Linked DNA regions of Homo sapiens: all the other regions are linked to region 3. A link is a contact called in ENCODE Hi-C or POLR2A ChIA-PET data. All regions are on one chromosome and are shown on one strand. The core of a region is the stretch at or near the end of the contact, and the rest is flanking DNA. Distances in the headings are between cores, read along the strand shown.

What was found. Hi-C counts contacts between places; a loop is a spot of excess contacts on that map. ChIA-PET counts read pairs that join two places held with the same protein, here RNA polymerase II (POLR2A). Pooled maps may share reads with other maps.
Region 1: a loop to region 3 is called in a map with no recorded cell type, with 5 times the contacts of the local background. The contact joins two enhancer-like sites. A Hi-C loop is called at or near these places in 2 of 37 single-sample maps with no recorded cell type and 3 of 50 pooled maps.
Region 2: a loop to region 3 is called in a pooled map, with 2.6 times the contacts of the local background. The contact joins two enhancer-like sites. A Hi-C loop is called at or near these places in 1 of 37 single-sample maps with no recorded cell type and 3 of 50 pooled maps. POLR2A ChIA-PET finds 5 or more read pairs at or near these places in 1 of 52 experiments (A549).

Annotation. Positions count from the first base shown.
Region 1 is chr10:3,476,395-3,479,254 of GRCh38, reverse strand. The region is part of intron 3 of LINC02669 (long intergenic non-protein coding RNA 2669); the gene reads left to right. The region is part of intron 1 of LOC105376360 (a long non-coding RNA gene); the gene reads right to left. All of the region lies in intron 1 of LOC124902538 (a long non-coding RNA gene), which reads right to left. Among named protein-coding and RNA genes, the nearest start is that of LINC02669, 25 kb to the left of the region's middle. Within about 2 kb of position 1,399, at least 4 of the 41 ENCODE cell types and tissues checked have a DNase peak (open chromatin) inside an H3K27ac peak, as active enhancers do.
Region 2 is chr10:3,622,313-3,625,246 of GRCh38, reverse strand. All of the region lies in intron 1 of LOC105376360 (a long non-coding RNA gene), which reads right to left. Among named protein-coding and RNA genes, the nearest start is that of LINC02669, 120 kb to the right of the region's middle. Within about 2 kb of position 1,311, at least 7 of the 41 ENCODE cell types and tissues checked have a DNase peak (open chromatin) inside an H3K27ac peak, as active enhancers do.
Region 3 is chr10:4,174,735-4,177,662 of GRCh38, reverse strand. No RefSeq gene overlaps it. Among named protein-coding and RNA genes, the nearest start is that of LINC00702, 68 kb to the left of the region's middle. Within about 2 kb of position 1,655, at least 2 of the 41 ENCODE cell types and tissues checked have a DNase peak (open chromatin) inside an H3K27ac peak, as active enhancers do.

The sequences.
Region 1 (2,860 bases), core at 150-2,649, 700 kb after region 3:
ATTGCACTCTTACCTTTCAGAGGAGAGACACTGATGGAAAGACTATTTACAGATTTTGGGGCAGAGCTAAGGGTCTCTGAAGGGGTGCTGGGGCCGCTTGAGCCCAGCAATAGCAGGAAGGCTGGAGAGAGCAAGGAAGGAAATGGAGCTGCCAGCACTCAGTGGGACATGGAGCTACGGAGAAGCAGCCGACCAGCGGTGGCCACTAACACCCTGGATGGACACAGGGGCTGCCCGTGCGCTAATGCTCCAAGAGCAAAGAGAAAATACCACATCCTCCCTCTTCTCCGTCCTCCTGTCTCCAGCCAGTGACTTTCATTGGCCAACCCCACAGGAAGGCAGCCAGCCAGGGAGCTGGTTAGTACCATCCTTTAGGGTCAGCCTCCCAGGACAAGATCAGGACATCAGTCATGGAGAATGGGTGAGAGGCAGGGGATGGAGTGGGAAAAACCCAAAACCTGTTGATTCTCAGTATAATCAGCTGGCAGAAGGTTGGGCCATTGGGAAAGGAATCATCAGATGTTGAGTTTGCTCAGATGTAACCTTGACTTAGGAAAAGTTCCTTTTGGAATATCAGCTCCAGGGAGACTGGTTGCTGTCATGTTACTCAAGGATGAACCCCCATCAGTTCCAGCAATGCCTGGCACAGCTTACGGGCTTCATTAGTGAATTAATTAATTAAACATTTAACATGTCTTTGAGTAAAAAAAAAAGTGTTGGGTGTTTTGTGAGGGCTTCTGATAGAACAGTAGTTTGTCCATGTTTTCCCACTTTCATGGGGGCGGAAGTCACCCTGGATGAGTGGGATTTATAAAGGCCATGCCTCCAAATGCATGAGAAACATGAGGCTGCAAGGCTGCCTCTGAGACTGGGAGTGAAACCCTCCTCTCTGGGTCTGTATCTTCTCTCACTTCTACATCCTCTTTCCCAGAAGTATAAATTATGATGCTCATTGAACCCTCCCAGCCTCCTCCAAATTTAGAATTTTAGAATCATTTTATTTTAAGAAATGTCTTTTAAGGTGAGCAAATTCACATCATCAATACATGTTGGCTTTAACCTTCAGATCCGGTCACAGCATTTCTGATTAAACTTCTTACCTCCCTGCTACACCAAGCCTTTGAAATATTATTTTACAAAATAGTTGCTGTTGGACATAAATAGAATTTCTCTCCTGCTCTATTCTGTGTGGCTTACTCGTATATCTTCTGTGTCCATTTCCACCATTTCCTCATTCTACCTGATGAAATCTATGCTATGGGAAGACAGGCATTTTTGACTCCTTTGTTTAACAACGTATCTCAAAGAACTAGAACAGCAGCTGACTCATATAAGTGAGCAACAAAAATGTGTTACACAAGTGAAAGGTTTCAGTGTTTACGCCACTTGAGACATTGCCCTAGATGCAGTGGGTGTTACTGTGAGAAATCATAGCCTCAACCTTTGAAATACTTGTAGTCTAGCATAGCACAGAAGAGCAGGGACTTTATTCTGAATTATCCTCTAGCTCTCACAAGAAAAAAAGAGGTGAGGAGAAACATCAGAAGAGGAGAGAAAATAAATTACAATGAGTTACCTTATTTTCCTGTAGGTATTGGGCATTTGCACTCTCTTCCTGTGAAATATATATGTATAATTGTTACTTTGTAATATTTTCACATTCATTTATAAAAGTAAAGATGTCCATTATATTTATATATCACTCTGTTACATATATTGTGAGGATGTTTTTTCTGATTCATCATGGATCACATACTTTGTTTTCCATATCAATTGCCGTAAATGTTTATTAACGAACTCGTAAATAATCATATCTGTCAACATGGTTTTAGAATGAGAGAAAATATAAACAGAGAAATGTGCCCCTGGTGGGGAAAAAAGAAAAGGAGAAAGAAAAGAAGGCTCTGTAGGTTTATGTGCGATGCTTCCAAAACCCCACAAATGGAGCTGCTCACCAGCCGTCCTGCAGTGCCTGTCCTGGGGCCCTGTGGTCACCAGAGGGTCCATGTGGGGTAAATCCTACTGTGAAACTGGGCTCACTCTCTCTGCGGCTCCCATCTGCCCTATTCTACCCATGTCTCTGCTTCTGCTATTGCTGTTTTCTATGCCTGAATCCTCTTCTTCTCTCCCATCTCCTGTTTGCCTGGCAAACTCCTACTCATTCCTCAATGCCCACTCACCCACCCTTTTTGCTGTGAGAGCTTCCCGGCTCACTGATCTTTTAAGATCTTGCTACTACTATGGTTGATAAGAACAACAGCTTACACTTCCCGAGGATTTGTAACGTGCCAGTACCTGGAATGAATCAATGTCTTTATGCATTTCTCTACACTAAGTCCTCAGAGTACAGAAACCACAGCACAGAGAAGTGAAGTGCCCAATTCAGCCCAAGTACACTTTGTCATTTCTCCCATGTATCTCTTTACCCATTAACTTTTGAGGGAAAGAACCGCGTTGCTCATTTCCTCGTATCTTCAGATCCCTGTACAAGCTGAACGCTTACCGGATGTGTAATAAGTATTCATTGAAGAGTTGGGTAATTACTCTCTTGAAATCCTGGGTATCTCATCCCAACTACTCCCCCATCTGCGAGGTACCTGTTAAATTATTTTATGCCAAGGTGAAAAAAGTAAAGGTTTTGGCGTTTGAAAAGAGGGTTGAATACAAAATGTAATGCTTAGCCTAAGATAAGTGGTAGAATTTTAGGTCAGCGTCACCCTGGAGGATGCTTTCTGGAATCCTTCAATTTACACAGCTGAGTGGATTCCTTAAAAGTGCTGTGGTTCGGAGGCTTAAGAGTGGAGCAGGGCCCTCCTGCTGGCGGGAGCTGCTTCCTTCTGCCTTCGCGCCCACAGCATCC
Region 2 (2,934 bases), core at 62-2,561, 550 kb after region 3:
GAGGACACATTTCAAGCTGTCAAAGATTAATTAGGTAAATCATCACTAGTATTTTAGGATAATAATTTGTTTTCTTTACACTCTTCTTAGGTAGCTAAATGATAATCTCCATTGGTCTTTTTCACAACACTCTGGGCTAAGTTTTTTTTTTATTTTTTAATGTAAGCCTAGTGCTCTGGAATAATTACCAGGACTTCTCAAGATGCCTGCTTTTCCTACAGCTGACTTGCAACAATTTATAGAAACTTACAAATAAGCTACATACCAGGGAAAGCTCTGTGCCCAACACACCAAAGCATCAAATAAGCTTAGTACCAGTGAGACTCTGAGCCCAATATACCAAAAAGTACCGAGTCTGGCTTCAAAAAGTGTAACATCTCAAATCAGTGCCTGGAGTATTGAAAGACATTGTTTTTTAATTTTGTGATTTTAAAAAACTTTTCCCCTGAATGCTAGGGAATTGATCTGAGAATCATCATCTCAATGCATTTCCTGAGGAATTCTTTGGGAGCAGGAATTTGTCAGACTTTAATGCAAATGGGCAGTGCCTGCAAGTTCTTGCCCCTTATTTATTATTCGCTTTAGTATAATGTCGATGTTCAGAGTGTGCTTTGGTAGGAATTTGGTGGCATTTCCTCCATGCCTCAGTGTGTTAGTCAAAGCCCCACGGCTTTTCAAACCACGTCAGATCCTCCACTTGCACGTCGTCTTGTGCAAAACCTGTTTCCCTCTTACTCAGTGGTTCAGCCTGTTCCCATTCTACAGCTCTTACAGCGAGTTCCAAAAACTAGTTTCTCAACGCAGATAGAATGGAAAAGAGCAGCAACAATAAAGATTTATCATTAAGGACTGTGATGGAAGTTTACTTCATCTCCACTTAAACAAACAAAATAGTAAACCAATTGATTTGGTAAATCAAGCCATTGATTCTTATCATCAAATAAATCTTTATTGTCTTAATTACCTAATATCACTTGTATCATTGTGAATTTGCAATTTTAGCTCTGCTGTATAGAACATGATACTGCTGCCAAAACGCTTTACACAGTAATTCAGTGAAAGAGCGTTCACAAAGCATGTTTTCAAAGTATTCTTTATGGATTCTTCTAAGAGTGAAATTCATGTTTATGGAATTATATGGTCTCTCATAAACTTTTCCCTCCTTCCTCTATTTATAGTGGACAAATTTTGCCAAGCCTGGGTCAAGAACTATGTCAAATATTCGAACGATGTTGCAGTGTTGAATTCCTCAACACAGACCAGCTCCTCGGCTTTGGTTTCGTAACGGTTGTGTCCTCATGAATTGAAGGTTTATGCTTCTATTTTGAACCAATCTGTTAGACTCATTAGCATTCTCGTTCACTTGCCCTACATAGCTGGAGCTGTTTCCCTCTTTAGGTGTGAGAGCAACAGCTGTGGAAAATATTCAAATTATACTGGTGACCTTGTTAACAAGGAACTTGCGAGCACATTTGCCTCCACTGGAACTGTAATTTATAAAAATATAATTTAGCCACAGAGCTAGTAAAATGGGTTAACAATTATTTTTATTGTGTAGGCCATTTCGTTGTTTCTTTCCATATTTGTTATTGAAATTACAGTAATAAGAACAAAGCATTTTACCATTCTCATTACATGCCACACAACCCGAGCAGTGATTTAAAGAAAAAAAAAATTGAGTGCAGGATGTGATGTTAGCAGGGAGCACCTCTGCGATGCTGACATCCTCCTGGCACTCTTTCTGACTCATTATCCAGTTCCCTGATTTATCTAGAAACCTTGCACCAAGTTAAAAATATTTTGGTTTAGATATAACTGATATTGTCTCCTTCTGGCTCAGAAACTTCCCACCAGTCCTTTTTTGCCTTTTGAAAAGCAGATGAACCCTGTGTGGCTTTGGAGGTTTCCTGCAATGTAGTTCCACCAGCTGGTGCAGCCATTGCCTCTGTACAAGAGCTCCTGGGCTCTGACAAACAGAGTGACTGCTGCTCCCCCTAGCACCAGCCTTTCCGGGCCATCTGGCCTCAGATACTGGCATTGCTCATCCTTGGGGATCTCTTCTCCTTCTAATGACCATCCCACTTGAAGGATCATCTGAAGGCCAACTCCTGCATTAAGAGTTTCCCCATGCCCTCCCACATAACTCCATCTGTGCCCCACTGAAGGCACATTCATTATGCACCTCATTTCATCTGAACTCTCTGGTAGTCCCTTTTTATACTTCTCTTGTGATTCAGGTTTCATAACTCTTGAGGGCAAAGACTCTTTTACTCATCTGTCCCTTTACTCTGTAAGCTAGGTCCACAATAAATGTTCATTAACTTAAATTCTAAAACTTCATTTTGTTGGATAAAGAATAACCACAGAATGGAGACAAAAAATCTCACTTGCAGAATATGGTATTTTCTCTGTTCACCAGAAGTGTATTGCTCCAAATGCACTGAGAGTGTTGGAGGTTAGGACTGACAACATTTTTCCAAAAGCACAGCACAGATGGGCTCAAAAAGCAAAATAGGAGACCAGCAATCTATTCACAGAGCACTTTCACCTTGGACTTCTTAGAACTCTTGACTGCCACCCACTGCTTTCCGTTGTTAAATTACCCTTTTCAGCTACAGTCATTCATTGCTTAATGTTGGGGACATGTTCTGGGAAATGTGCTATTAGGTGATTTTGTCATTGTGTGAACATCATAGAGTGTCCTTACACACATGTAGATGGCATAGCCTACTATACGCCTAGGCTGTATGATGTAGCCTGTGCCCCTAGGCTGCAAACCTGGATGGCATATGACTGTGCTGAATACTGTAGGCAATTGGAACACAATGGTATTGGTGTATCTAAACATACTAAACACGTAAAAGATACAGTAAAAATATGGTATTAGAATCTTATGGGACTACCATAGAATATGCGGTCCTTCATTGATGAATG
Region 3 (2,928 bases), core at 406-2,905:
GATTCAGGTCGAATTCTCCCCCAAAAGAAAACAACATACTTATACAGGGACAAGCATGACCATACAATTAATATGTAATCATTATGAAGGTTTAAAAAGGGGATTAATTGTATTTAGCCAACAATGATGAAAGGTGACCCCAACATCTTGACTCTGGCTTGCTTTCTCTCCAACCTGGTGAACGCTTCATCTTAGAGGAGCACAGTAGGTCTGCACCGCCCTGTCCCAGACTAAGTGGGGGTGACTTTGGACACTGGGCATGTGGTTCTTGGAGAGATGACATGTCACAGCAGGCTCAGTTGGTTCCAGGTATATACACACATGTGCGTGTACATACACATGTACACGCACATGTGCACCTATACACACAAATATGTGCACATACACTTGTGTACACACATATACACACAAGTATGTGCACATATGCACATGCTCACACATCCACATATATACACAAATATATGCACATACACATATGCACATACACACACATCCACACATATACTCACAAATATGTGCACTTACACATGTACACACATATACTCACAAGTATGTGCACATATGCACTTGCACACACTCATGCACACATGTACACACAAGAATTGCACATAGCCACATGCACACACTCATGCACACATGTACACACAAGTATTGCACATAGCCACATGCACACACTCATGCACACATGTACACACAAGTATTGCACATAGCCACATGCACACACTAATGCACACATGTACACACAAGTATTGCACTTAGCCACATGCACACAAAGACAGGCAGGCCATTTCATGCCACCTTCTTCTAGACTGTCAAGGACACAGTTATTTTTTTTTCATCCAGTTTGGCTTCTTCATCAAAATATTTTTAACAAAAAATTCATGATTCATCTTTTTTAAGTTTCTTTTTTTAAAAAAATTTCAGTTCCCCATTCACTTTAATCTGGTGATTTTTCAGAAACGAATGAACTAGCCACACTGCATCTCCTCTCATGCCAATTGTCCTTGGAGTCTTTTTTTTTTTTTAGAGAAGGAGTCTCACTTTGTCTCCCAGGCTGGAGTACAATGGCACAATCTCGGCTCACTGCAACCTCCGCCTCCTGGGTTCAAGTGATTCTCCTGCCTCAACCTCCCGAGTAGCTGCGATTACAGGCACATGCAGTGATGCCTGACTAATTCTTGTATTTTTAGTAGAGATGAGGTTTCACCATGTTGGCCAGGCTGGTCTCGAATCCCTGACCTCAAGTGATCTGCCCGCCTGGACCTCCCAAAGTGCTGGGATTACAGGCGTGAGCCACCGCGCCCAGCAGTCCTTGGAGTCTTTGATCTGTGCACTAAAGAACTGGCAAAGCCAATAATGTTCTCTCTCCCTTTGAGGATAAGAATTCTTTGGTCCACCCAGAATTTGTGTGGTCTTGCAGCTTCTAAAAACAAGTGGGAGGAAGAACAATGAAAACCTAGACACTGCTGTTTACCAAGTGTTCTTTGAATAGCATCCTGATTGGCTGCACACTGGTTTAACTTTCCCTCTTTGAAACTTCTGCTTCTGAATCACCAAAATAACAACCCGAACTTGGTGTTCTAGGGCCCAGCAGCAGCCTGAAGCCCTGGCCACTGTCTGTTCCCCTTCTTATTCCACATTTCTCTGTCTCCCTCACACCATCTGCTGAACTCGAGTCTGAGGGGACACTTATTTCTAAACCCAAGTCATGTCTATGGTAACAGAAGAAGCTGAGCAGGGGCCAGCTGAAGCTGTTGTCACTCATTCCTCTCAAGGCTGGGGTCCCTCATCTCCCTGTCCTACCTTCTATGGGTGTAAGGTTGCAACTCAGGCCCACATGGAGGTCTGTGGAATAATCTTGGATGTCCTCCTCCAACCCTCAGCTGTCAGGTGGCCTGAGCTGCTCCAGGCCAGTGGTTCTCAACCTTGACAGCCCGCTATAATCCCAATGTCCAAGCCACACCAAGACAGGGACAGGACACATGTGTCTGCACTTTGTTGTCAGCGTCTACACATGCCAGCTCTGGAGTCAGACAGGCCTAACTTTAAATTCATGCTCTGTCACTTCTGAGCAAGCAGCAACTTCTGTCATGATGCAATTATTCTCTATGAAAGTGGTTCTACCACCTTAAAAATGGAAAGATTAACTCACGAGTTTATAAATAACAAGGCTTAAAACAATCCAAAATATAAAAAACCGAAAATGAGAGAGAATGGATGGGGAGATATATTTTAAAATACCAGTGTATGTAAGCGGGGTTTCCATAAATTCAATCTAACCATGGACATATTCAAAGGCACATGGACTTGTAGGAACATTTTCTAGAAAGTTTAAGTGCAGAATACGTGAAGCCTGTCAGAAAGTTTAACAGCACACACACAAACACAACAAAACATACTTGTTGTTTTCACTGGGTTTTTGACAAAATCATTTTGGGCAAGGCGTGAAGGTGACATGGGGCAGACAGAAAACAAAATTGCTCTGTTCCACGGTTTTTAAATCTTCTTCACCAGAGAGAATAACCTCCCCAATTGGGAGAGGTGAGGTTAACCTGTTCACATGGGCTGGATCAGGGCTTGCACGTCAATGTTTCCAGAAACACAAGGCCCTGTGCTGCCTCGGGAACCTCCACGTGTGCAGGAAACTGACGATTCTTTGGGAAAGGAAGAAGTGCCACAGACTGGCTGTTTTCCTGATTTTCACGGAGAAATTCTGGTGTTGAGCCTGGACAAAATTCTACAGCAGTTTATGACGCACATACAATAATTTATTGAGGTTTGCAAAAAACAGAAGGTTTTGCTAAGAATGTATGTAGAATGATCACTCTTTTGAGATCGCAATACCAGGCATGCAGCATCATCTCTCCTTCTTTTTTTTTTTTTTTTGTTTTGTTTTGAGATGGTCTCGCTCTGTCACCCAGACTGGAG